7 separate regions of the Homo sapiens genome follow, and regions 1, 2, 4, 5, 6 and 7 are each linked to region 3. A link is a loop called in an ENCODE intact Hi-C map of the cell type or tissue named here. Cell type or tissue: PC-3. All regions are shown on one strand. Region 1 overlaps RRP15 (ribosomal RNA processing 15 homolog). Region 2 has its middle 130 kb from the start of LYPLAL1. Region 3 has its middle 10 kb from the start of LYPLAL1-AS1. Region 4 overlaps LOC105372926 (a long non-coding RNA gene). Region 5 has its middle 48 kb from the start of ZC3H11B. Region 6 has its middle 170 kb from the start of LYPLAL1-AS1. Region 7 overlaps LYPLAL1 (lysophospholipase like 1).

The links. Peaks named below come from ENCODE experiments on the same cell type or tissue, not always from the same donor. Only the 100,000 strongest peaks of a DNase experiment are listed, where the experiment ranks them.
Region 1: a loop joins it to region 3, with 6 times the contacts of the local background. A loop is called at or near these places in 63 of 110 quality-filtered maps.
Region 2: a loop joins it to region 3, with 9 times the contacts of the local background. A loop is called at or near these places in 8 of 110 quality-filtered maps.
Region 4: it touches region 3 in a loop (6-fold over the local background); 32 of 110 quality-filtered maps call a loop at or near these places.
Region 5: it touches region 3 in a loop (5-fold over the local background); 14 of 110 quality-filtered maps call a loop at or near these places.
Region 6: a loop joins it to region 3, with 10 times the contacts of the local background. A loop is called at or near these places in 5 of 110 quality-filtered maps.
Region 7: it touches region 3 in a loop (10-fold over the local background); 15 of 110 quality-filtered maps call a loop at or near these places.

What each region holds. Positions count from the first base shown.
Region 1 is chr1:218,328,608-218,332,607 of GRCh38, forward strand. It overlaps RRP15 (ribosomal RNA processing 15 homolog), which reads left to right. Exons shown (of 5, transcript NM_016052.4): 5 at 2,341-4,000. The coding sequence ends at 2,484. Among named protein-coding and RNA genes, the nearest start is that of TGFB2, 15 kb to the right of the region's middle. In PC-3, a CTCF peak has its summit at 1,629 (motif pointing right); a DNase peak (open chromatin) is centred at 1,634.
Region 2 is chr1:219,302,890-219,306,889 of GRCh38, forward strand. It overlaps a transcript of LYPLAL1 not described here. Among named protein-coding and RNA genes, the nearest start is that of LYPLAL1, 130 kb to the left of the region's middle. In PC-3, a CTCF peak has its summit at 1,524; a DNase peak (open chromatin) is centred at 1,572; H3K4me3 peaks cover 542 bases; H3K27ac peaks cover 582 bases.
Region 3 is chr1:219,565,583-219,569,582 of GRCh38, forward strand. No RefSeq gene overlaps it. Among named protein-coding and RNA genes, the nearest start is that of LYPLAL1-AS1, 10 kb to the left of the region's middle. In PC-3, a CTCF peak has its summit at 1,954 (motif pointing left); DNase peaks (open chromatin) are centred at 939, 1,959 and 3,449; H3K27ac peaks cover 1,425 bases.
Region 4 is chr1:219,810,724-219,814,723 of GRCh38, forward strand. The region is part of intron 2 of LOC105372926 (a long non-coding RNA gene); the gene reads right to left. Among named protein-coding and RNA genes, the nearest start is that of SLC30A10, 120 kb to the right of the region's middle. In PC-3, CTCF peaks have their summits at 2,095 (motif pointing left) and 2,298; a DNase peak (open chromatin) is centred at 2,048; H3K27me3 peaks cover 1,380 bases.
Region 5 is chr1:219,659,596-219,663,595 of GRCh38, forward strand. No RefSeq gene overlaps it. Among named protein-coding and RNA genes, the nearest start is that of ZC3H11B, 48 kb to the left of the region's middle. RefSeq lists enhancers at 1,492-1,786, 1,733-1,782 and a silencer at 1,579-1,778. In PC-3, a CTCF peak has its summit at 1,662 (motif pointing left); DNase peaks (open chromatin) are centred at 256 and 1,656; H3K4me3 peaks cover 788 bases.
Region 6 is chr1:219,383,697-219,387,696 of GRCh38, forward strand. It overlaps a transcript of LYPLAL1 not described here. Among named protein-coding and RNA genes, the nearest start is that of LYPLAL1-AS1, 170 kb to the right of the region's middle. In PC-3, CTCF peaks have their summits at 2,312 (motif pointing left) and 2,511; a DNase peak (open chromatin) is centred at 2,315.
Region 7 is chr1:219,203,281-219,207,280 of GRCh38, forward strand. The region is part of intron 3 of LYPLAL1 (lysophospholipase like 1); the gene reads left to right. Among named protein-coding and RNA genes, the nearest start is that of LYPLAL1, 31 kb to the left of the region's middle. In PC-3, a CTCF peak has its summit at 1,529 (motif pointing right); a DNase peak (open chromatin) is centred at 1,531.

The DNA.
Region 1 (4,000 bases), 1.2 Mb before region 3:
AGCCGAGATTGCGCCACTGCACTCCAGCCTGGGCGACAGAGCGAGACTCCGTCTCAAAAAAAAAAAAAATTTTTTTTTCCATGTTCCCTTTTCTTCTTCGTTCTTCTGTTGCCTGCGGGTTTTCTGATGCTACCTAGGAGAGGAGTAGAGGAGTAGCTCAGTCCAACTAGAGGTTGGTTGTCAGGGTGAGCTCTCTTGTAGAAACACTCTGTGTTGAGTCAGTCACATGGGATCAGTGTGCTCTTTCGGTAACGTGTTGATGGCATATTGGGTGTACTTGCCTAACATAGAGGCTTCACACTGAGATTGTACTTGTTCATATGTAAACTCAAATATCAAAGGCAGGATAGGTCTTTGCTAGTCAGCAATTTTGATATGGCTATACACTTTTCCGAATTTAATTGAAAGCTTTGAATTCTTACTTTGACAGGAGAGGTGTTATAATTGTTGGTTCTAAGTGGATTTTTGTTCACTGTGAACATCAGTTTTTTATTTAAAGAAAACCTGGGTTGGCTGGGTGTGGTGGCTCTTGCCTATAATCCCAGCACTTTGGGAAGCCAAGGCAGGTGGATTGCTTGAGCCCAGGAGCTCGAAACCAGCCTGGACCACATGGCAAAACCCTGTCTCTACAAAAAAAAAAAAAAAAAAAAAAAAAAAAAAAAATTAGCCAGGCATGATGGTGTGCACCTGTAGTCCCAGCTACTCTGGAGGCTGAGGTGGGAGGATCACTTGAGCCTGGGAGGTCGAGGCTTCTGTGAGCCATGATAACGCCACTGCACTCCAGCCTGGGTGACAGAGTGAAAATCAGGGAAAATGGCCTTTTATCCAGCTAGCTAACAATCTAATAGAAGTAGAATTTCAGTTTTAAGAGTAGGTTTGATATTGTAGAAATAAATGAAAAGTTGTTAATATACTCCAGTTATCTTCCTACGTTATTGTTCTCCTATCAGTGTGACGTGAGAAGCATTGGAACTGTTTTATGTTGGTTTTTAAATAGCACAGATGTTTTTTATTTATTTCTGTATGTTGGGTAAATTATAGTAAAAAGTGTGCTGATGTTTGATATACGAAGTCAGTTCTGAAATCTTTGCTTACATTTATATCCCATTCAGTCTTCAAGTTATATTTAAGCACAAGCTCTGCTTGATATTTTGACCTCAAGAAGACAAGAGTGAGCCAATAGGACAGTTTTCCTATTTGCTTGTAATAGTGGTCAATTTTTTTTTTTTTAAATGGAATGAATGTTTCAGGGCTATCTTTTTTTAAATAAAGGGAAGCTATAGCAGTTAGGTAAGTAATCTCTTGTAACCCAGCAAATATCTTTAATATATATTATATTTTAAACTGTTTTTATGTAGTTAATGACAGCATAATGATAACACTGTTTTCTAACCAAATGTCATGGGTTCTTGTACCTTAGGTTTTTACAAAATTTTGTATTTCTGTGATTGACATAAATAGATATGCATAGACTGTTAGCCCCCTGAAAACAGGAACTTCGTTTTGTTCATCACTATGTTTCTAACATAGTGCTTGATACACAGCTAATTCTCAATAAATATTTGTGGAAGGAATGAAAAATTTTGAGTGCTGCATCTATTGTATTACTTAATTGATACCACAAGGTGGTACTGTTGTACCATGAAATGAAAGGCTGTAATTAGTACCACATAAATCCTGTGACTAAATGAAACGAATTGACTACCTATTATGTTTATTGCCTGCTTCATTTATTTATAATTTCAACATACGATTAGTCTTTGATTACATGATTGGGTCAGGCAGTGAGCTCATAACCTAAATAAAGAACATTTGGTTCAAATTTTTATAAAAACATTAAGTGAGATGGCATCTTAAAAAACCTAGCATAGTACCAATGTAGTTTCTTTTTCCCACTTTTAATTTACTTTGGGTTAAATGCCTTTGTTAAATTGTCAGTTGCGGTGAAATAATTTGCCCAAAATTTTCTAGTAAATTATCACTGAAGGTTAAATAGTATTGTAAGTCTGTTTTTTGTTGTCAGAAGTGCTTAAAAAATTAATACCAAACCTAGATTTATATTTTTTCCCTCACTTCAAAAAAATTTTTTTATTTTGCTTTCATGTTTCTTTTATGGAGTCCATACAATATTTTATTAATGTTTAGTTCTTTATTATACATTTGTACATATATAATCATAGTATAATCATAGTGTATAAAGTAAGTCGATTTATAATTTCTCTTGGTTTTACCCCTATTTTAAAAACTAAGCATTGAAAAGTTTGTTTTGTAGCTTGTACCTTTTTGTTTCCTTATGATGGAATTGACTTTTGAATATTTTGATTCTATAATTTTCCTTAGACTGAAGTGAAATCAGAAGAAGGCCCAGGTTGGACGATCCTACGTGATGATTTCATGATGGGAGCATCTATGAAAGACTGGGACAAGGAAAGTGATGGGCCAGATGACAGCAGACCAGAATCTGCAAGTGACTCTGATACATAAAGCATCATAGGAAATACAATTGCAGTCGTTTTATTTTTTCTAGAAAAATATGTCATCCTCTGATAGTTGGGGAATTATAAGGATACCATTTGTAAGAAAGCCAAAAGACTTTTGCCAGATTTCATATTTCCCCTTTTCATGTACACTTTATATATACTTCATTAAAATTATATTTTAAACCCTTGTATAATTTTAAGCATTGTTCCTCAGAACATTTGTAAAAGGATATATTTCTGCTTGACCAGCGAGATGTGCATTTTGCCAGGATCATATTGGTCATGTCTATTGGTGTATTATTTCAGTATCACCAATGTTTTCAGAAATACAGTACTAATTCATCATTAAACTCTTTGAAGTTAATATTTTTCTGCCTTCTAACTTATAGACTCAACTATGTATCTGTAGTTTTTGGGAATGGTTGGTGTTTTTTGCTTTGTGTTGGGAAGTTATTGAGAAAACCTATATAATAAAATTTAAAATTATAGTTTTTCAGATTTTGGGTCGTGATTTTAGTTTTAGGTAATCTGGAAGATATGATTTAAGAAACAACAGATTTCAACTTTTTTTTTTTTTTTTTTTTTTTTTTTTTTTTTTTTTTTGAGACGGAGTCTTGCTCTGTGGCCCCGGATGGAATGCAGTGGCGTGATCTCGGCTCACTGCAAGCACCGCCTCCCAGGTTCACGCCATTCTCCCACCTCAACCTCTCAAGTAGCTGGGACTACAGGTGCCTGCCACCACGCCCAGCTAATTTTTTGTTTTTGTATTTTTAGTAGAGACGGGGTTTCACCATGTTAGCCAGGATGGTCTCAATCTCCTGACCTCGTGATCCACCCGCCTCGGCCTCCCAAAGTGCTGGGATTACAGGCGTGAGCCACTGCGCCCGGCCCAGATTTCAACTTTTATTTTATTTCCTTTCATTTATTAAATAATATAAATAATGACAGATTTATTTTAGGTGTTAGCCTATTTTTGCATGAGAGATTTACAGAGGTGGAAATTCTCATGCTTAACTTATGCAATGAGACAATTTCTCAGGAAGCAAGTTTGACATGCTTTAGTCTCTCTCTTCTTTTTTTTCCTCCCAAATATTTGAGTTAGCTTAAATTCTTTTTTATGGACTGCCCAACCAGTGAATTGATGCACTTAGACAACAAGTAATCTGCAGCAGAATATTGCATCCAATTTGAGACTTGATTCCATATTATTGCCTTAAAGGCTATTAAATTGGGTGACTTTTAGTATCCAGCTGTTAAAAAGAGGAAAGACTGTTTAATATCATTCCAAAATTTTTGTGAAATGTGGCCCAAGATCTAAAGTTTTTAAGGGAATTATTTTTAATAAATATGATCTGTCCCTTTTTGAAAAGGATCCATCCCTTTTCATAATAAAAATAATTCCCTCCTACCACCCAGTTGCACATACTTGCATCTGTTATGTATTGAAGGATAATCCCCCCCAAAAAAACTATCCAAGAGCAGAGATGTTTATATTTTGAAACCCATTTGAGTGTTACAGT
Region 2 (4,000 bases), 260 kb before region 3:
GCCATTCACCACTCGTTGGTGGGATCTTTGAGATCTTTCTTGATATGCTGTCATGTTTTATTATTATTCTCCTGTATACAGTCCTCCCTGCATTCCTGCTTTGTTTCACAAAATAGACTATGAGCTCACCAAAAATAGGTCTATTCACTCTGTATTCTCAGTACCTCACACATTTCCAGAAGTATAGAAAATGCTCCACTATCTCTTTATTGAATTGATTTTTATATTTTATTATCTTCCCTAGGTCTTCCCTTGAATCTTAAATCATGAAATATTAATAATTAATCAATCAATTCATTTATTTATTTGTGCGTTTGTTTTCAACAACAATGTATTGGATGTTTACAATGTTCCAGGCACTGATCTAGTTACTCAAGACATAGCTATAAACTAAATAGACAAGTTTTTTGCTTTCATGGATTATCTTATAGTCTAGTGGGTAATAAAAACAATACAAATGTAGATTAATAAATAATTTAAGAGTCATGACTACTCTGAGGGAAATAAAACCAGGTGACAGGAGAGCTAGTGACAGATAAGCAGGGTTGTGCCTGGGGCTTGGGAATCCCCAAGACATTTTGGCCATGGAGCAGATGATCTGCAGCAGGCAATTGGTTGTTTCTTGTCACCCAGTGTTACTGGTGGTTGGAGCTCATCTACTATGTGCAGATCATAGAACATGTGAGCTGTGAGAGAACTCAACAGTGATGAAGTCTAGCAATTCTCAAATACTATTTTATTGCCATATATTTATTCAAGTGAAATCTCATAGGGAAGCCCATAACTCCTGGATGTTTTCATAATTCCGCTGAAAACCTTTGGTCTGGCTTATGTTCTTTACTTTTACAAATGAGGAAACAAATACAAATGGCACATGGAGATGAATGGTCAAAAATTAGATGGCAGACAGGTGTGAATGACATCATAGGTATCTTATGATACCTGATTGGCTCGGGTGGCTACTATGTTTTTCTGTTTGAAGAAACAGTTCCCTTCAAAACAAGTTTCCAACCTAGGGATATGATTTATTGCTCCATTGCAATTTTTAACAGTATTACCCAATTATTTACATAACTTATTCCCTAACTAGTTCTAAATAGTTTTTAGTTGTTGCTTAAGACCAAAACAATTATCTAATAAATATTTACAATGATTTACAAACATAAAGATTGAAGATGTATGTCCCCTTTAGGCTCAGCTGTAAATTACCTTCTCTCTCTCTGATCCCTATAATCCTTTATACCTCCCATATGATATTTGCCAGATTTTACCTTGTAAAATTGCTGTCACAACCTTTTCTGACCCTATACATAAAACTGCAAAAGGTCTGAGACCAGGAAATCATATCTTAATATATTTGTGGTACCCACTAAAAACAGTGCCATGCATTTATAGTAGATGCTAAATAACAAATATTAAATAATTATCCAAGATGCTCAGTTTAATTCAAGCAGACAGAGTCACTGAAAAATTATTTTGAGCATTGATAACATCACTGGCATATGTGGGTAGCCTGCCAGGTGGCAGTCTTGCCAAGGAAAGCATTCATTTGAATGTGTAAGATCTGGTATGTCATCAAAAGCCATTCGTATGATTTCATCGTCATGGCATCTATTTAGTGAGTGACTCTTAGATTACTTAGAGCAGGATGCTAGGTGCTTTGGGTGGGATTCAGAAGAGGCATAAAATATAATCCATTCCTTTAACAAATTAGCAGTGAAGACTGGGAAACAAGAGTCCAAAAATATAAAGTCGTGTATAATTAAGTTCTAAATTGTGTAGTGAAAGTAAGTGAGGCAGAAGTCCAAGGAGTGATCACTAAATGGTGGCTGTGGAGGGTAGGAAAGGCACCAGACCCTAGATTGCCATGAAAACACATATTGAGATGCCAAGTCGTCTACACAGATCTCTGAGGGAATTAAAGGCTAGTCTACACAAGGTCATAGCACAATAAACGAGTCGCAGGAATGAAGAACAAAATTGGCTTTCATTTTTCCTATCGGCAAAGAGGCTTGGCTTGACACAGTACTGCAGGTTTCAAAAATTCCAGTGTCAGATATTGTTCCTAAAGGAGAAACATTCTGAGAACTTGTGAGAATGCAAATTTGTCCTTGCACAGGAGGACGTCAGCCAAAGAGTTCCCAGACATTACTCACTGGTTCGGCATATCCCTCAACCTACTAGGCTAAGTTGTGCCATGTCACTGAGGGGACCACAGTCTGTTCTTACATGGACTGTGGCTCAAGAAATTAGGAATGGGAAGGACCAGAATTTACAGTGTGGAGATGAAAGGTACAAGCCTTATAAGGAGAGATCACAAAAGAAAAATGTTAGACTATCTGGAATGCCAGGTGATGAGATATGACATGTAACATGGGTAGTTAACCCATCAGGAGCTCTAGACACAAATATACTCCCTTTCTTTCAGGGTGTAGAGTACTCTGTAATTGGTGTAGGAAGCATATAAGGTGCTGTTTTCATAAGTCTTTAGCCTGGATGGAAAGTTATGCAGAAGTTAGAAAAGAGACATACTGAAGAAAAAAACAGCCGAAGATGCCTCCCCCTCAAGACTATTCATTTATCTATAAAGGATGTTTTGGGGTCACAAAATTGGATGATACTTCCAAGGACTCCATAAAATTATTGTGAAGCCTATAATGGCTGATGTAAAACACTGAAATAACAGTGCATGTCTTAAACTGATGCACGCAACTTGATTGAACAGGATAATGGCACAATGGCAGAAAGTGATATTCAGGGCATTGGGTATCTGTTGAAAACCCTATCGTTTACAAACAGAAATTTGTTGACCACTTACTCTGTGTTGGGTGCTGTACCAGGTGCTGTGAGAATATGAAAGAAATACAAGGCTGATTCCTCTGCTGAGAGAAATCTAAAATTGGAGGGGAAATGAGGATCCATATATGTCCTTGGCAAAACAACCTCTTTCTTCCAACACCACCAGCTTCATCATCACTATCAACTCTGAACTACAATACTTCCATTTTGTTTATGCGGTATTTTATGATTTAACCCAGGAATGTTGACAGTATTCTCCCATTTCCAGATTAAAGATATTTCATTTGTCCAGGTTATCTCAGGTTACATGAAAAGTAATCTTATCTTTGACACTCTGAAAGTCTCAGCTACTACTAGCGTTTTCTAACAGACAATGAACTCCATACATGTAATTTAGTTCACATCAATCATACAGAACATATAAATATATACATATGAATGGTATCTTCTTGAGTGTAGACTTTGAGAGGCCAAGTCCAAAATACTTTTGGAAAATCTCTTTGGAAATTGTCTTCAACAAATGCATTGCATTCTCTGGTTTCCTAATGCTGTCAGATATGTAACTTGTAAACAATAAATTTTATAAGTAACCAAAGGTTATTGGGAGCTCTGATGGTTAATTTTGTGTCAATATGACTGAGCCACAGGGAGCCCAGGTATTTGGTTTATGATTATTCTAGTGTGTCTGTGAGTGAGTTTCTGGATGAGATTAACATTTGAATCAGTAGAATGAGTAAAGCACACTGCCATCCCTAATTTGGGTGGGTGTCATCCAATTAGTTGAAGACCTTAATAGAACATAAAGTCTAGTAAGAAAGAATTCCTTCTGCATATCAACATGGGACATAAGTTTTTTATATTTTTTTCCTTTGGACTTGAAGGAAAGCACTGGCTCTTCCTGGGTCTCCAGCCTATTAGACTTGGACTGGAGTTACACCATCACCTCTCCTAGGTCTTCAGCTTGCTTATGTAGATATTGGGGCTTGTCATCCTCCATAATTATGTGAGCCAAATCCTTAAGATATATAGGTAGGTAGGTAGACAGACAGATGCATAGATAGATAGATAGATAGATAGATAGATAGATAGATAGATAGATACATAGACAGATGCATAGATAGATATAGATAGATAGATAGATAGATAGATAGATAGATAGATAGACAGACAGACAGACAGACAGATAGATAGAGATAGAAAG
Region 3 (4,000 bases):
CCAAAGCATGGTGAAAAAACATTTTGGGTAAGGGGACTAAATTCATCTCACTTCTCTACTCCAAACAGTGACCCTTCACACATCAAACATGAGCTTTTCCAACCCAACCTAGAGAGTACTAGAAGCCAGAATATTGGGTGAGCTACCTGACAAATAAGATAATTTTCATAATGCAATTCTGTTCTGGTAAGAGATGAAAACTGTAGCTTCTCAGCACTTTACCTGATTTCTTCATCTAATCTGTCATCCACTAAGAAAGTTGCATCACAGTTTGTCAATACAGGAAAATCCATTTGATAAATCAATCTTGCTGTAGTACTGAATGTTTTCCACTGATCACTACTTTACCGAGGACTTGAACTAGAGCTGTAAGTATTTTAGATCTGTTGTGTTCAAGTGCCTTTGTTCTTCATATGTATATAATAAAATGTACTAATGTCTTATTTAGTATCATAAAGATATAAAATATGCAATCTAAGGCAACACTTCAGATAACTTGTTTACCATTCTATGCTAGAATCAAGTTCAGTTCTTGGCAAGCAGTGGATGTTCAAAGTAAGCAATTCAAACATGTTCTTTTAACAGCATGAGTTGTTTTTAATCTTAATCATTTTATTACATACATTTCAAGGACCAGGGCACTCTAAATATAATTTCATGTTTTAGCAGTATATCAAGTTTACAGGGAAAGCCTCAATCATTTAATTGTGCTGTAGTGATGATGCCTTCAGAGACAGCACTGAGGAGTGTAAAGCAATTTTTCCCTACACTAGATGGTCCCTTCCTAACATCAGCCTCAGTAAGCTTGTTTCTCTCAGGTTCTGCTTCTCTCCATTCATCATCCATTCATTCCACAAATATTTATTGAGCCCTTATCTTGTATTATATCAGGCATTAAAGTTACAAAATGCCTAGAAGCTTTATTCCTGTGGAGAAAGGTGCTTGCACTTTATAACAATTTTCTATGCTGCTCAGAAACTCTTTTAACTTATGTATGATGTTATGTTTGTTTTCTAAATGACTGAGGTTTCTAGATTTCCAGATTGTAGGTTAGTGGGGCGTCAGTGAAGCTAATCGTCCTGCTTTATATCTTTACTCAGTGCTGGCATTTTCTCTCCATCATGTTTTATGTCTTTGTTTCTAAGGACCAATAGCCAGGAGACAGTAAAGACTTTCCCTTACTTGATAGTGCTGATCCTGAAGGTATATCTCAAAAATATTCTGGGTTGGTGGGAAATTATAACAGAGTAGGATTTGATTTTTTAAAAGCCTCAGGGACCACATTCATGTAGCTCAAAGAGTACAAGCCTAGCTCTTTCCAAATGTTTGCTATGATTTCATTCTCAGTGATGTGTGTCTGCTCAAATCAATGCCATTTTGCTGTCACGCTTGCACCCAATTCATGCTATGCCCCGACAGGAGGTGCATGCAACAGTATTGAGGGACTAGACAAATTTGAAACAGCCCATTGCCCATTAACTAGTTTTACAAACAACAATGAAACAGGAAATAACAAAGCATGATCCTTGAATTAGTACCTCAGCAAAAATACTCAAGAGTTTTTCCACAGTCTGTAAATTGCTCCAGCTGTGTTTTCACAGTTTATGAAATTGAGAGAGGCAAACTCTAGAGACAAATTAAAACCTTGGATCTGGTCAGAGATGATTTTACAGTAAAGGTGTTTGGTTATATGGCATAGTCTATAGATGCACACAGAACTATAAGCCAAACTCTACTGAAAATACAATTTATCTTATACATTGTCCATCCGGAGGGATAAGAACTGGTATATATCAAAACACATATCGATCCAGATAATGAGGTCTGTTTTATTGCTATGTTTTACCAGGAGAGGATGAGGGTATAATATTTTATTATGAAACAACTAATAGAAGGAACAGAAAAACACGTGGAGATGACCTTACTTTGGAACAAAATGAACAGTGGATAAGGAGTGCCACCTTTTGGCTATTGCATGCTTTGACAGTTTCCAAGTTCAAGTGGATTTTGGCTTGGTTAATATTGAGCTTTGCAATTCAATTCTGAAATGTTTCTAAAAGTTCTTTTCCAGGTATCTTTGGGTCTCATCCTGCTTGAAATGAGCCTTCACAGAATTCCCCAGGTTCTTCCCAGTTAGTTACTGCCCAGAAGGTTAATGCTAGTCATTACTGCTCACTATTGCTCCCCAGAGCACCAACGATGTAGCCAGGAAACCAGGAGAATATTGAAAAACAGAGTACATTTTAAAATCACAATGCACTTCTGGTTGGGTTGGTACAGAAGGAATGAATAGACAGTCTAATTGATCTAGCACAGTCCTTAGAGTCTAATAGCCCTGAACTTAACCCAAACTATGACATTTTGGAATAGATTTATGGTACCTAGTTGGGCCTGTGCAGAGTTTTCCAGAGAAATAAATTAAACATACATGTAACACAAATAGCACACAGGTATGCATGCATGTCACTGAGACTCCCCACCTTGAGAAAATCTAAAAATAGCTGCATTGGTGCCCTCTAACTGTGTCAAAATGGAAAGATTTTGGAAACTAAAAATTGACCAGACATGGGTCACCACACCATGGAGGGATAGGAAATAAAACTCCTAGTTTCTCATTCTCCAGAATAGGAGCTTCAAAAGAACACAATGAAAAAGAGTTATCATTTCTATCCCAAACATGGCAAAGATAGTTAAAGAAGCTAAGATTTTAAAAGTCTTCCCTGTAGAAGCCTTTCCTGAATGCTCCAGAGATTTCTACTACCATTGACAGCTTCACAAAAGGAAGCAACAACTCTTTGAGGTCCTCCTGCCTGGATAGTAACATAAACATGCTCTATATGTTCCAAGTCCTGCACTTTGCCTAAGCAATAGTCACGTTTCCTTCACCTTGTCCTCGGGGTTTGCTAAATTCCTACCGCAGGTTCATGTGCCTTGTCCCTACAGAGTCCTACAAGGAAAACAAAAGAGTTGCAGCTTAAAAAAAAAAAAAAAAAAAAAGTCCCTGTCTTCCTCACCCCATGAGATAAATCAAAGAACCAAACAAGACAAGGTATAATTGAGTGCTGAGATGCTGAATATAACCCAAACAAATAACAGGCTGGGAGGACCTACGTAAGTGTTTGGCACACATCACACATTCAGAAAATGTTAATTTGCCTTTCCTTTTTTCCTTCCTTATGGTAACAATGACTTCCTGATCCACCTTTGTCTATGAAGCTTGGCTGCCACGCATGAGTCTCACTTTGATGGACAGTTATTGACAGGTCTTCTTCTGAGAATTACTGTTCTGTGAATTCTTACCAAGTGACACTGATAGGAAATTTCACAGCAAAGTTCCCGGAGGTCAGCCCTCTTCCTAATGATGCTGAGCAGGACTGACAAGCCATGTTGTCTCCACAAGGGCAGAGCCCAGACGCCTGAGTCACCCCTGCCTGATCAACCTTACAGGCTGTACACACAGTGACACAACCAGGGAGAAGTAGGAAAATGGGCAGTTCCCTTTACCTTAATTCCGTCATGTTTTTACAGTATGTTCTTGCTGATCAAGCCAATTCAAGCCTGACAAAAAAGGAGAGGACCTGATCAAGAGTTTGTCTAGATTTTGTTCACTCACGGTCATCAAAAAGGCCTCCTTGGGCCAGCACTGCCTCCACATTCACAGGTCCAGGCCATGGCCCCGTGAGGTGGTGGAAAACTGGGCTCACAGTCAGCATGAACCCCACAATCAGCCCAGAGTGCATGATGTGCCTGGAAATCCATTGAAGAAAATCCACTTGTTGACCCCACAATAACTAATGAAGCTGAACTGCAGAAAGGTAACATCAGTGTCTAAACCCAGAAACAGATTTTCTTAGCCTGCCAGCAGAATGGAAGGAACTGATAGGAGAAATTTGGGGAAATAAAGATAAAGATAACTTCTGAGAGGCTGGCAGTCTGAGAGGGGCCAGAAGTGTAAGAAAAGATATAATAAAAGCCTGGGCACAACAGATATAAATGTTGT
Region 4 (4,000 bases), 250 kb after region 3:
GTTATTGGAGATGAGAGAGCAACACACCCAACCCTGCCATATGTTGGAAAATCCAATAAAAGAGTAAATAATATCTTTCCTGATTCTTTGTAATAATCAGAATAACCAATGGCCACCATCACTGTGTAACTTCCAGTTATCTGGAAATTGCAGCCTGCAAGAGCTAGCCCTGGTAAGCTCCACATTCACACTAAGAAGCCTGCGATAGGTGTGAAAACCTCAGCACATCTACTGGGTCCCCTTTCCTGCCTGGAAAGCCACAGGGCATCTAAAGGCATGTCAGCCATACAAGGCACTGTGAGGCTGCTCTGAAGTTGTATTTAACCTCCATGCACCTCTGCAATCATACTGTCCTAGCAGAGACATTTGCAAAGCCTCAGACACACAATACATTTGTGATAATGGCCATTTCCAAAGGCTGGCTTACTTGTTGCATTTCTATATGTGGAATGTGATTAAAACTTGTGCTTAAATCTCATTCTTTTCTTCCTTTGTTTCCCTTGGCTCAAATGATCATCAGCGAAGCAGTAAAGCAGTTTATGGGACTCCGCCACCTCCCAAGATAAAATTATAAATCAGAGCTAATTTGTTCAGATGCATTAATGGATGATTGACTCATAATGAGTTAGAATGTGGGAAGGGCAGCATCAGACCTTGGTGACACACCAAGCCACCCTGGTTGGTTCTATTCTCACGCCCAAGGGAGGACACTACAGGACTGGGGCTCCCAAAGCTGCGTTGTTAGATCCTCCAACCAAATAAGAATGATTGTTTCCCTGAAAAATCTGCTGCCATTCTTGGGATGTTCAGGCACCTCCTGTAAGGCTCATCCTCACTGTGGAAAGTTATTGAATGTGGTGAAGTCAATTACAAAAAAGAAGGATGATCACAGTCAATAACAGCTGACATGTCCCTCATGTGCCAGGCATTACCCTTGATCTTTAGCCAACTGTCTCCTATTTCGTATTCATTTTTCAAATAAACAGCTGGGGCTTAGGAAGGTGAGGCACCTTGCCTGCCCTCCTAGGTAGGTAAGTGAGGAAGCTGGCTCACTCTAACCCCAAAGCCCCACTCTTGACCACTAACTGCACCATTCTTCACTGAGCACAGTGAGTTTGCACAGTTCCACGCTTCTCTGGCATTTTTGAATCCTATGAGAACTTTAAATCCCTTTCACCTGCTCATTTCTAATTAAATGAAAAACAAGCCTCCTTGTGTATATATTTTTATATTTCTTTGGAAACATCTTTTTTACATTTACAGCCAAGAGTGGTCTGAGCCCCAGTATGTGCCAAATGAGATATGTCTTCTCTTCCCTTTGTACATCATGCTAACATTTGCTTATTTCAGTAAGTGCAATGACTAATCATGTGGCTCTTATGCTTACTCTTTCATACTGGGAGTTTTAGCCAAAATATTATTTAACCTGTAATCCTGAGAGCAGGGACCACATCCTCCCTAATGCCTATCTTGATTCTTGGAACAAAAACCTGTATAAACGAATAAAGGAAGGGAGGGAGCAAAAAAGAAGGGAGAGAAATGCTTAGAATTCCACAGTTCCTTGAACGCCAGGTATAAAGATACACAGTAGCTGCCCTGCAAGAGCTCTAGTCAAATGAGGGAAGCAGACTTGGAAACAAATAATAAGAACACAACCAGAGAAAGACTATCAGGTCAGTGCAGAGTAGTATGAGAGCAAGGATGAGGGGATCTGGAAGGTTTCTCAGCGGAGTGACATTTGGCATTGAAGAAAGCGTGGCATTAGGCGTTGGAACCAACCCCTGGGAAAAGTTGGAAGGAAGACAGGCAGGTGCTTGATGGGCAATACCCATTTCTACAGAGGAGAAAAAGATTCAGAGAGGTCAGCCGACTAGCCAAAGATTGCAGCTTATAAATCTTGGACCTAGCAGTCTGCTGCTCTCCTCTGGATGGTCTGACTAGCAAGCTGGTCACTTAATACATGCCCCTCTATTGTTCTTGAGAGTTGCCAGGTTTTGCAGATCATCTGATGATTTGGCCTCTAGGTGAACAAAGAGGAGTTTGTTTCCGTGGCGGGTCCTCTTCTCATTCTTTAGACTCTCTTGCCCTCTTGTGGTTATGCAGAGCTACAGCCACCTGAGCTGTCTTCATACATCAGAGAGAAAACATCTAATAATGAGTGCTGGATTGCAGCCCGATCCCTTCCCAGTTCCAAAACAACACAAAACAACTCTTGAGCCAAGAATCTTTTAAAAATATTTATCAAAGAATACACTCATGGTTTTAAATGATCATGCATATTTTAAACAGCAAAAGGTCCAAATGGAGGTAGGAGGAAGTAAGAGGAGGAGGCATGAGTATATCAAATTCTATTTTTATACACAGAGGTAGTGCATGCAGGTTTAGAAAGCCCAACTCAAAATTAGTAGAATGTCAATAAATGTAAAAACTAAGGCACAGAGTGGTAGGGAAAGGATTGCCTTAGACAAAGCTACCATTTTAAGTTCTGGACCCCAGTTGAATTGTCCACCTGGCGAGAGTTTTGCAGGGTGGAAACAATGCCTTCAGCCAGTTATGAAATAAGCAAAAGTCTGTTCCCTGAGAGGAGACATCTGCATGAAACCTACAGGCATGTGGGAACCAGATCTTAACCTTGGTTTCAATGCAAGTATTTGAGAAATTACTGCAAACAGCAGTAACTACCAGTTTTGTCTTTTATTATTCAGCTTTCTTGTTAACTTCAGAGAAGTGCAAATGTGAAATGGACATCGCCCCATCCCAGCAGAGGAAAACATAACATACAGCTAACAGAGACAAAGACTTTCTATTGCCAGGAACAATGGCCAACACTCATCACTCTTGGTAAAGACAGTAGGAAACTGGGATTCAAACACACAGTGAAGAATTTCAGTTAGATGCAAGGAAGAAATTTCCACAGGGACTGTGAGTGATAATGTGGTATGTTGCAAAGAAAACTGAACTTAAAATATAGAACACTGGATTTTAGTTCCTGCTCTGCCACAAACCAGCCATGTGACCTTGTGAGAGGCATTTTACTATTCTGGGTCTCAGTCCCCTCAACTGCTAAAAGAGTATCATAATAAATCTCTAATTTTCCATTCAACCCTAAATGTTTATAAGCCAAAGGTTCTATGATGCTTCCCTTTGGAGGCTGTCAAAGAAAGAGAGAATATTTCAAGCTATTTCCATTTGTTTGGACACAGATGTGGTTGGAACCAGGAGAATAACTTAAATGGCTTCTTCAGATAGCCTTCTCTTCCAAAGTGTAGGGAATTTGGGGATGCTTGCCAAAATACATTGTTAGCCTAATTAATTGATTTTAACACCTCAATGTTTTAAACCTTAATGATCATCTTCCAGAAAATAGAGCAAAAATTCAAAGCAATGGAAAGGGGAAAAAACACATAAGAAAATCTAAGGTACAACCCAAGGAGTTTAGTATCCATAGATAAATTCAGAGAGAACACAGAAAACAGATGACTAGAATCATCGGCTAAATAATTCACCAAAAGAGAAAAAATAAGTCCCAAACTGGAAGGCACAAATTTCTGATGGAAAGTATACATTTTCATCAAGTGCTCACCCAGCACAATAGAAGAAGATGGAAAGAGACACAAAATAAGGTATATCATTGTGAAATTTAAAAAAAAAAAAAGGAAATTCCCAGAAAAATATTCTTGGGAGACCACAAGCTGATAGCTCTGAAGCAGACACAGAGAGCAACCAGTTCAAACTGAAACAGGTCGAAAGAGATCTAAATGAGACTTCTTCAGCAAAGTACATGTAATAGAACACATTAGGTACTCCAACAGACTGAAAGAAGATTTTGACAATTGATAAAAATGGTTGAGGTCGAATTGGTAATATGTAAATAGAAACTGAAGCAAACCGATAATTAAGACAAGTTTATGAAGTCTAGAAAAAAACAAAATGTTGTGCAAGAAAGAAAAAGTACTTGCCACCATTACAGCCCAGTCCCTCTGTTTTGCATTTATTTTGT
Region 5 (4,000 bases), 94 kb after region 3:
AGTTCAACAACTGCCTTTGAGCACCTCTTATTGCAAAAGCCCCATGCAAAGTAGACACTGTGGAGATAAATAGATTTTAAAATATGCCCCCAAGGAAACTATGAAATTGCTGGCACAAATATTTAAGGGAAAATGGGCCACACTGACATTCCAGAATAAAACTGGTGAGCATTTCACTTATTAGGTAAAAGAGAAAACTCTTACTCATATTGAAATAATGTTTTGGTCTTCTTCTGAAACATGATATACTTTCCTATATTTGACAAAACTGACTTATCCACTTATGCCTGCTGTTTAGGGAGCCCCTGCTGAGAACTGAGAAGTTTCTGTCCTGAAGTCACCAGCTGAGAGGGCTGTTGCTAAACTCTCCCCACATTCTGTCTCCCAATGGCGTCATAGTCTTTGAACACAATGTAAACACATGCTTAATTTTAAGATTGGCTTATTATCTACATTCAATATCTCTGTTTATCAGAGCCCCTCTTAGTCTCTACATCTGTCTACTTATTCCAAACCTTAGTACAACCTTGCCCATCACTGAGGATGATAAACGTGACACAGATTGTCATTTTCCTTTTTATTCTAATGAGCAATCTGGCTCTCATTAGGGCCAATTAAATTAGAACATCCCCCCCAAAAAAGAATATTTAACGTTTATTCTGAGAACAAAAGAGAAAATGCAAGTGTAATCTGTCAGTTTATCAGGCAATATTTTTAACTTAATATTAAGAAATTGCTGTGAACTCATAAATAAACCATTAGCAAAAAGAAAACTGCTAATTAAGGTATAATCTAATCTGCTCGTCTCCATTTTGATCATAGGGTAAAAGTTCAATAAACTTTTTGATCGATACACCACAGAGATAGAAGTGAAATAGTCAAGACTTTTAATCAGGTAATTCACACTCCAGGAAGAAGAGAGGAAAAAAACACTTTGCCTCAATTCCCTCAAAATTTTGCACTAAAAATCTTGCTTTGGGGTGACTCAACCTCTCACTTATAATTTTACAAACGGCATAACCTGAGCGCTTAGAGACCATTTAGCCCAATTCCCTCATTTTACAAATGAAGAACAGGAATACAAAGACTAAGGGAGGCCCCTGGGGGCAGCGCTGGGCTGAGAACCAGGTGTCCCGACGTCAGCTCCTCCCACCTCACCTCCCTTACAAAAAAAGGGGGTGAGGAGGATACCCCTGTTGCACACAGGAGGTGGGGCGCTGCTTAACTTTTGTTAGCACCATCCGTGGGGGTGCTTGGGAAGTTTCGCTCCCTATGAGCGTGGTGACGTCATGCGAGCCAGGGGTTTTCCTAAAGGCAGCCTATGGCTCTGGCCAACGGGACCAAATCTCGGAGGGCCAAATTGAGGGAGTGTGAAGTGGGGGATGTGGCTGGAGAAGAGAAGGTGATACTAGGCCAGGACAGCTGCAAAATGACTGACAACGAGAATGAGAATATGGGTTCCTCTCTTGAGTCCCCAGAATTTTTTTCAAGTTCTTCAGCTGCATACATTTGGCTCTCTGGCGCCCTTTGTTTTCTGGCTGATGATCCTTTTATTTTTCCTGTCCTACATTTAAAAGAGAAGGAAAGAAGCGGGGAAGTCGGTTCCAACTACTCCTCGCAGCCAGTCCTCGAGCGCCCTCTGCCGTGTACATGGGAGCTCTTTGTCTTAACCTTGCAAGCGCTTACTCCTGGGTGTTGCTTTCCGCTATCAACAGAAGGTTATGGCGACATCTACAGAAGGTTATGGCGACATCTTTGCTTCTGTCTGCTGCTCAGGAAAAGCTTGGAAAATACAAAATTAGGTTGATAAAATTTGTTTCCTGTAGGAGTGTCTCCTAATTCAAGTGGAATGTCGCTCACCAGTGGGCTTAAATAAACCCTTAATCTTAAACATCCACTTTATCATGAAAATGGCACTATTTATTCCACTGGCAATATCTTGTGTCGAAATCTAAACAGTATTTCTTCTCTAATGGGAGTGAGACAGAAAGTCCTGCCAATCAAGCAGGAAAAAGAAGCCTGCATCAGACAGCAGGCCTCTGTTTCAAGGGATAAAAACCCATATTCATTCACCCAGGACTGCCGCAACTTTAAAAAACAATGTCAAAAGGAAAAGAAGGCATTGTTGCAAAAGAAAGTTCTCTGGTGTTTGTTTCATTCTTTTTTCTCTTATTTTCTTCTCTTAAAGAAAAAAATAAAAGCTGGTATAATTCCTGGTTTGCTTAAAGGCTAATGTATATTTACAGAAGCATCCAAGCCATGAATCGCTTTGAATTGAGTCGCTGTTAGATGTACAATAGGCCTACTGTGTTGCAAAGAGTCTGGCCACTCATCATGACCCCCTATTCAGTCGACCGTCCATTAATCTAAACACAGGCTCTCTCAGAGACATCCAGAAGCCCAACAATGGTTTACATTTTTTGGATGCTACCTTCCGGTTACTGTACCTAAGTGGGGAAATGTTGCTGAGAGATATTCCAATTTGACTCCCAAACGGGTTTTAAGCAAGTTACCATCCACTTGCCCTAAGCACAAAAGAACAGGTTTTCTTTTCCTCTGCCAAGTATCAATTTTTATATCAGATAGACGTCAATTATTGCTAAAAAGCTGATACAATAATAATGGAGCAGCACACAGTGGGCAGAGTCCCACTGCAGTGAAATTGGATAAGGATTTGGTTTGATTATGTAACTTTTTAGAGCAGCATAGTTTCTGCTAATAGCATGATAAATAAACAGCATCTATAGAATGTCTGAAGAATGACAATTTTAAAAAGAAAGAAAAAACAAAGGTGACCCTTGAATGTCTCTGACAACTAATCAATTTCTGACTACCTTTTTAGTCCCTTCCCTTTACCTCACCAACAACTGCATGTCACCAAACAAGGTTTCCCAAAGAATCTCCTTCTTTCCCCTGCTGGATCAGGTGAATCATAGAATCCACCATACAACTGACAAAAAGTTTTGTTCTACCATAAAGCAATGTAAAGATTAAATGTAAAGCAATGGCCAGATTTCACTTGGAACTTTCTTCTTGTTCAAATTCACTGTAAAATCCCCTTGGTTTAAAACAATGCAAGGTATACGTCCATACCACCCTGAACGCACCCGATCTCGTCTAAAACAATGCAGGAAGAAAATCACGTATTCTGCCGGAAATTCATTTATTTATCTGTACTATAAGACCATTGACTATTCCCTCACTATTTCCATAGTTTTATTAATGCTACAGAAAGAGAAAGTAACATTTTTCCCCAAGATCCCTTCTCATTTTATGGAGTAGATATTTTGAGGCATTACCTAAGTACTCCCAAGCATCCAAATATCCAAATCTAAAATATCTAAAATATCCCAAATATCTAAACACCTCAGATGGGTAAAAGCCTACCTTTTTTTGGGAGATATTCATAAGAGGAAGAGGGAGAGAGCTCACATCCTTATTTTTAACTCATTGCTGTGTCTAAATATCCCCACTACCAGCATCTAAGCTGAATTCTCCCTAGAAATGCTCAGTGCTGGTTATCAGAAGAGAATATGACATAATGATTAACTAGCACAGTATTGACTGTTTCTACTTATCACCACCATGACAAACTGCAAGATCGAACTTCTACTCCATCCCTCATTTTTGTCCACATGAAATCAGAAACCAATTTGACCCATTTATTCACTGAAATGCTTTAATTAGATGGTCTCAGGTACTCTCCAGAAATTACTTTCACTTTCTAACTTCATCACCCACAACTTTTCGCCAGCCACCACCCCTTTAAAAAGACCTCCAACCCGGGTGCTTATTAAAATAGCAGAAGCCCAAGCTCCACCTAGACCTACTAAATTAGAAACTCTGAGATGGAGGCCCAGGAATCTGCATTTACTAAGCTTCCCCCATCACCAGGTGATTTTGATGCAAATGCATTTATTTTATTGCCGCCATAATTCTGAGGAATCACAGTAGAAGCTAACATTTATTAGACTTCTGTTTTTTGCCAGGCACTGTTTGA
Region 6 (4,000 bases), 180 kb before region 3:
CAGAGTTCATTACTGCTCAAACTGTCTCAACTTTCATAGTAGCATATATTCCACTGACCAAATCAGTGTGTATTTATCGTGAGATTCTCTCTCTTTGGCAGAGAAAGCAAGTGGAATATTCAACGTGAGCTTGATTTAGAATAGATAGAGGCAGACAGACCTTGCAGCTTTGGACGTTACTGAAAAGAGAAGTGATTTATGATGTCATTTCTGTTTACATATAGTTCATTTTCTGTTAGGGCTATAGCATTTTCTTCAAGTAAAAAGGCTTCTTGGGATGGTATCTCACCACTCCCCTCCTCTTCCCAGCCAACCTTCCCCTCTCCTTCCCTACTGTTTTCCTCTCCTTCACAGCCCATATGTCTTATAAGACAAGTTTCACTTGAAAATGAACAAAACTCTGTGAAGAAGTGAGGTCAAAGTTAGAAATGCGAACATCCATTTTCATCTTTACCAGTGATTCCAAATTCTTGTGATTCATTTATGGGAAAAGGAAGAGCAGTAAAACAGATAGGGCAAAATAGAAAAATCTTCCTTAGACACCCATTATCCTAATGGCAAAGCTTCTAATGGGTAAAGGAAACTGTTGAGAGGTGATACTCTTGCCAGTTTTTAAAATTCTGTATTTGCACTGTAATTAACAAAGAATAACCACTTGCAGTTTCAATTATAGCAAATGCTCTTCTCCATCATGTCCCTCAAACTACATTTGAATGATACCTCTGTTGGCAATCAAGAAGCATTTGGGAGGCATTCCAGCAGTGGTTTTTAGGTGAAGATATTTGATCCCTCTGTTTATATATTCTTGTTTAGTGTAGAATCATCTCAGATCAAAGGTAATGTCAATTGATTGAATTAAAATGTATAGAATAAAATCCACAAATTAGGTCGGATGTCTGATTATGATCTTTGATCAAAAAAAGTACATGAAACACATTTTCTGAATATTTAAAGTGCTGTCAAGTATAGTATAATACCACATGTTGTAAGGAGTTTAATAAACACAAATCAGTCGAATTTATTTGTATTGTTTGATCTGTTTTATTGTCATAAAATATGTATGGAAATGACATATACAGAAGCAGCATTCCTAAATAACCTGGCATTGATAAAATAAGGAGAAATTCATCAAACAGAAATATATATAGCTCATCCAGAGACTACAGAGCATTCTGATATAATTACTGTGATTCTGTTTCATTGCCAACAAATGAGGAAAGAGACTGCGTAGTAATTCTCTACTCCCACATACTTTTGGTTGTACAACAGGTCCAAATAAGACTCTACGGATCTTGGATCGTCCAGACTATATGACTTGACTATTGGTGGGCTTTTTCTCCCAGTAATGTTCTGCAGGTGGTGGTGGGGGAGGTCAGTAAACCTATAAGTTGGCTGTAAATATGCCCTCCAGAGATCTGCTGGGGATTTTAAACATTTTAGATACAAGGCAGAATCAACTCATTTTGAAAAGAAAGCACTCTATGCCTGGAGAATACACCTTCCATTGGGCAAAGAAAAAAACTCTGCCAGAATCGAACTTCTATACCCAGGAATACCATGGCATGATTCCAATAGGTTCAGTTCTGAGATAGAGTGGAAGGCTAAACTCCAGGGCTGCTTCTTGCAGTTCCTCCAGCCCAATACCTTAGTCTGAATCCCAAAGCCACTCAAAAAATTGTTCAAAAGTTTGCAACAGATGGGTTCAAAATCTAATGCATTTAGAAATAGTTGGCCTATCCTTGAGGTATTTGAGCACAATATATGTGATAATATATGTCACTTTTAAAGCAGTGTTCCACTGTTATAGCACGAGTCCTCATTTTGGACTCTAAAAATAATTTTATATTATGTCTATATTTGTTAAGAAGCTTGTAGAAAAAAGTGTTTGGGGTAGACCAGTAGGGCAAGGGGAAGGGCAATAAAGAGGAAAGCTTCCCATATTCTGCATTAGTTTAATTTCTTTTTTCTCTTTGCAAGCTTTAAAAAGAAGGGGGAAAGGATGAAATTATTTGAAGGAACAAGAGGGTAAAGAAATAAAGATAAACAGAGTTAAGATGTAATTGCACGCTGTAATTTGCTAACAAAGAATTTTGTAGGTTGCCAACCTGTATAAATTACATACAGTTGGGAAAAGACTTCCAAGCAGAGAGAAATATAATTGCTTCATCTATTTTTTTTCTCAGTCAGTGTTTCTAACACTAACTCTATTGTATGACTGAACTGTACAAAATTACACTAGTTTCACAGATAGCCTTTGAAACACATTGTTGTAGGCCCTGAGACCTCCAAACTATCACCTGTGTGGTGAGAGCCCTCTAGTGGATGGGGGACTCCAAGCATGCAATGTCCGGAGCTTTGCCTGGAAAGGTGAAAAATTCAGTCATCTCACATTACCACTGGGCAACAGAGGGGAGACGGCAGAGCTTTCTGGGTGTATTTCTCTAGCTCAAATGTAAAATGGGAAGCCTACCTCCTCTGCCAGTTGCCATTTAACATTTCTATTCTTCCAGAGTGTTACACCCTTTCCTTGACATTCTGACAAATCTTTGGGTAGAACCAGTAAACAATGGCCTTTGGATTACTGTAGAGAAGAGAGGGTTCTGCATTAAGAGAAAGTGAACCATTATTCTAACACTATTCCGTCAGAAAACTAGCTGTATGACTGACTGATGGCTGATTTATCATAACCAATATATTTCCCTGAAATTTGAAGAGGAATTGGAGATTCCTCCTAAGTTGCCAGGAATTATTTAGAAATGTGTGGCCATATAGCCAGAGTTCTCCCAGTGGCTCTCTTCTCTTTCCTGGTTGTTGCTTTTTAGTCTCCTTTGTTAATTTCCCCCTATACTGGACCTTTAAACCTTGGATCAACTTGAGGCCTCTTCTCTTCTGACTTTGTACAATCTTAAGACATCTCAAGGATATATACTAATAAATGTTAAATTAAAAATTGTACCCAGATCTTCTTTCTTAGACTCTTCCTTTTAGATGTCTCATAAGAGCTTCAAGCTCAATAGAAACAGAAGTGAACTTAACCCAAATCTGCCCCCTTTCTTGTGTTTCTAATCAAAGCAAATGACAACCTACAAACACGACCATCTTTTTGAATTTTCCTCCTTCTTGGGACGCATAATCATCAAGTCAATAAATTCCACCTCTGATATTGCTTTCAAATTTATTCCCTCTATCTATTTTAACCATCATCACTAGCCTAACCCAAGCCATACAAACCAGTGCTATCACTTTCTAACAAATATTCCTGTATCTATCCCCTAATCCACTATTTTAACAATGCAGACCTGATCATACCATTTCTCTGCTTTAAATCTTTGATGACTGTTATGATAAATTTCCATATTCTTTTTATGGTCTCAAAATCCTGCATAATCTGGACACTGCTTATCTCTCCAGTCTCTCTTCCCCTTCTCCCCCACATGCTCCTCTGTCCAAATATAACATTTTACATTCTTTCCTGCCTTGGGGTCTTCATTCAGCTGCTCCTGCCTGGCATGCTCTCTGACTACACTTACCTACCTAATTATTAATGTTCATATTGCATTTTAAAGCTATAAGTCTCATTTTTGTTAAAATAAAATGTAGGTAGAAAAATTTTATATGTACATGTCCTTTAACTGAGCCATAATTAAAAGGAAAGAAATTAAACAAAGACTCTTGCCCAGAGAGGAAGCTGTCTCCCCTCACCTGTAACTGCTGTGTTTACACAGATGGTGTGCTCTGAAAAGCCTTGCTTTCAGTTGATAAGGAAACTAAAATTTAACCAAGACCTTTGATTAGCTGATTTATCAAGTTGAAGCCAGTTCCCCTTAAGATGAAATCTAATTCTTGCTCTGTATCCCATGTGGCAAGCTTCAGTTTTCTATAATTTTCGTTCATCCAACATAGAGATAATAACTCTCCTGAGGTCAAATTATTTTTACGAAGGTTGTCTTCAACACCTGAAATGTTGCTTTAAATTCTGAGTTTGGAAAAAATTCACAGA
Region 7 (4,000 bases), 360 kb before region 3:
AGTTTTACAAACTTTTTTTTTTTTTTTACAGTATGTGATCTTCTACCTTTTCTAGGTAGTGTGTCTAGCTTGGACAGGTCAAAAATGATACTTCTCACTAAATTTTATTTTCAAATTGTCAATAAAATGTTATGTGCTGGAGTATAAAAGAAACTGAGAAATTTACAGTCTAGTAAGGCAGAGAGGGAAGTAAAGTATTCTAATACTGTACAGGTATTATTGAAGAACAATGTCGAAGGTATAGCGTAAGCAGCAAGGAGAGAAGTAAATCTTTCTGGGAGTTGGGAACTGCTTTGTTGAAGTGGCAACTGAGTCTTAAAGAATAATTGAGAATGTGACTGGTAAACAAGGACAGAAACATGTTCATGAAAGAAAGCAAGGGACACATTAAATCCTTCCAGGAAATAGTTTGGTGTACATCCCAAATCCTAGTATCATTGAATTATATACAGGGAGTGAATGATGTGATCAAATGGGCATTTTAGAAAGATTATGCTGACAACTCTGGAGGGCTGACTAGTCAGTGTGAAGGTCAGAAAAACAGCAAGAAAGCAAATGCAATAGATCTAGTAGAATGATGAAGTGCTAAACTGACACACTATTTTAAGACTTCAGGAATACCAGGATGAGTAAAACTACATTTAAAATTTTAATCATCTGTGGGGTTTAGCTATGAAAATTTTTTGTTTTCTAAGCTTTCTGCAATGGATATGCACTGCTTTCTTAATAGAAAAAATAGTAAACTTTGTTAAGAGAGAGAGAACTCAGCAAAAGGCTCATTACAGGGGATGTTCAGTTAAAGGGGGTTCCTTGGAGACATTCATGGATCCTCACTCTGCACATTAGGAATATAAGAAAAATGTTGATTTTTTAAAATTTATTTTTGTATATTTATGTTTCATATGATTCTACCAGACATTAAGATAAAACTTAGGGAAAACAGGCAATAGAATAGTGACTTTTAAATTACTTTTCGAAAGTTGGCAGTATAGTCATTGACAGAACCAGGATTCAAATTCTGTATTCTGAGAAAATTATTAATAATAGATTGTCCTGCCTTCTTCTGGCTTTATTAACATATTAACAGTGTCCAGTGTGCAGAATATAAGCATTTTATTGTCAGTACATTCTCCATCATTATTAAAGCCTGTCTTGAACTCTTCATTTCCTTCTAGTTTGTTTCTGTCTAAGACAGGAAACTGGAGAAAGGTATATCATTTTTCCCTTGTGTATTGTTGTGCTTAGAAAGTACATATGGTAGAGATAGCTTTAAATTAATTGGCATCTATATTGCACTGGATAGTTTTAAAATTGCCATTACATGTCAGTGTTTTCTATTTAGGTAATGTTTTAAGTTCTGAAGTTGTTTTTATATACATTAGATCTCCTGGGTCTTGCAGTAGGTAAAAGTAAAGTAGGATATAATTATTTTCATTTCAGAGGTGAAGAAACTAAAATTCAAAGTGTTCCTGGCTAATACAGAGTTGGGACTAGAACCCGGGTCCCCATAATACCTTCCTTTATTGGCCACTAGGTGGTGATAATTCGTTGTTAAGAGAGAATACTGTTATAATTTAGGCTTAACTTAGATCTAGGATGTATAGAACCTGACAAATGATATGAATAGATTTATCAGAATTTTGATAATATAAGCATATTATCAGAATTTTGAAGCAGAGAGAATCAAGTCTTTCTGGAACTACACTGGAGTAATTTACGTGGATGATCTAAATATCCATCATGACAGGAATGGTTGAGGGAATGATGGCCTATTAATAGAATTGAGTATTATGTAACCATTAAGTACTACATGCACACACACATAAAAAGCACTCAGTAGGCCGAGGCGGGTGGATCATGAGGTCAGGAGATCGAGACCATCCTGGCTAACAAGGTGAAACCCCGTCTCTACTACAAATACAAAAAATTAGCCGGGCGCGGTGGCGGGCGCCTGTAGTCCCAGCTACTCGGGAGGCTGAGGCAGGAGAATGGCGTGAACCCGGGAAGCGGAGCTTGCAGTGAGCCGAGATTGCGCCACTGCAGTCCGCAGTCCGGCCTGGGCGACAGAGCGAGACTCCGTCTCAAAAAAAAAAAAAAACAAAAAAAACAAAAGCACTCAGTAAGTATGTGTTCAATTAAAAATAATTATAAAATTTTGTAATTCTGTAGAAAGACTTTCAAATTAGTATTACATGAAAAAAATAAGATACATTGAACATGTAGAGTTAGTTTAACTGTAAAAATGAAATTTAAGAGAACATGTCAAAATTCTGTACAGTACAAAATATTGTAAAATTTTGTACAAGAAACTTTTGTACAAGAAACATTTTGTACAATGGGTGTATATTAATTTTGCAATAAGATTAAAAATAAAAATAAATGAAGGGATAGTTAGAATTCCCAAGATGAAGTCTAGCATCAAAATTTCCAGCCTGCCTTTTTCTGAACTTGTACACGTTTTCTCTATAGCCCAGCTGGGAGCTAAAACTTCAGAATGATAGCATTCTTCTACTTTCTTTGAACATATATGTATTTTAATTAAACATTTTATGTTTCTTCAACAACTAGTAGGACTTTAAAGGCTCTGGACTGTTGTTCTAACAGTTTTCCATAGAGGAAAATAAATATTTTGTTTATCCCACAAGTTTTGTATGAGAGGAGATATCCAAATAAATGTAATAGTCATAATTTCTGTATTCCCAAATCTGAAGAATAATTATAATAGTATACCAGTTAAATGGAAGAGGTGTTGAAATTTAGAATGGTAATGGACTTTATTGCATGTTTAAAGTTCTTTTCAGTTGATAGCACACTTTAAGTGGATTTTTTTAAGGATTTTACTTTCAGATTGATTATCTTAATGTTCCTAATATAGTCTTTTTATAGATTGTTTCTGTTTTATTTTATATAAAGAGTTCATAAAGCCAGGTTTATTATTTTTTAACATGTTTTATTCAGCTTGTTAATCTTAAGTGTATGTTGAAATGTTAACTCTTGACATTTTAAATACTTTGCCAGCAACCGTAAATACCCGTTATAACCATTACCTACAATGGATTTACTATTTTCGTATTTACTTATTGAACAGTAGATTTTATATCATTTTTTAGACTCTTAGGTGGAAAATTGAATTCAAATAACTAGTTCTTTGTGTTAAATTTTCTTCTGTTAGGAAAAAATACACAAAGTCCCTTTTCACAGTAGTGTCCTATGCTAAAGGTCATTGTATTGTCAAAGACGGCTAGTGAGGAGTTGCAGATTACCTCACAAAATCATAAATGGGAAAGGGACTTAGATTAAATCTTAAAATAATAATATTTCAATGAGTATATTTTTCTTCATTGTAACTTAAGAGAATTAAACATGAAGTTAAATGTCTGCAGGATGCATTTATGTGTATTCATAATGACATTTTATGTGCGGGTAAATGTTTTCTTTCTCTCTTTTTTTTTTTTTAAGTTGTTACCATCAAAAGTCTCTGAAACTACATAAAGTGATTACATTCCCTGGTCAACAAAAATGAAGTGTTTGTCACTTCATATGTAAAATTTTCTTGATAGTTATGCTTTTAAAATCTCTTTTTAATGTAAGTTTTTGCCTACTAATCTTTTATTTACATTTTATCTTTTAATGATCTTTATCTTAGCCTCAAAATTATCTATGAAATACTAATTTTATTTTTGCTTCATTTATAAATTTTGAAGCTTTTTTCAATCATTCGTACAGCTTAGATGGTCTAGAACTATGGTAGCCACTAGCTACATGTTGCTCTTTAGTTAAATAAAATATAGAATTGGTTCCTTGGTCACACTAACATATTTCAAATATTAATTAGTTACATTTGGCAGACACATAATTCAGGCTCTTGAATTTCTCAGAAAAAAATAATAAATTTGCTCCTGCAGCCTTGTTATCTATCGCGTGTGGATTTTCTTTAAATGGTGACCATATTTTAACTTTTTGTTTTTACCCATTTTACTTAATTTTGAATTATTTGCCA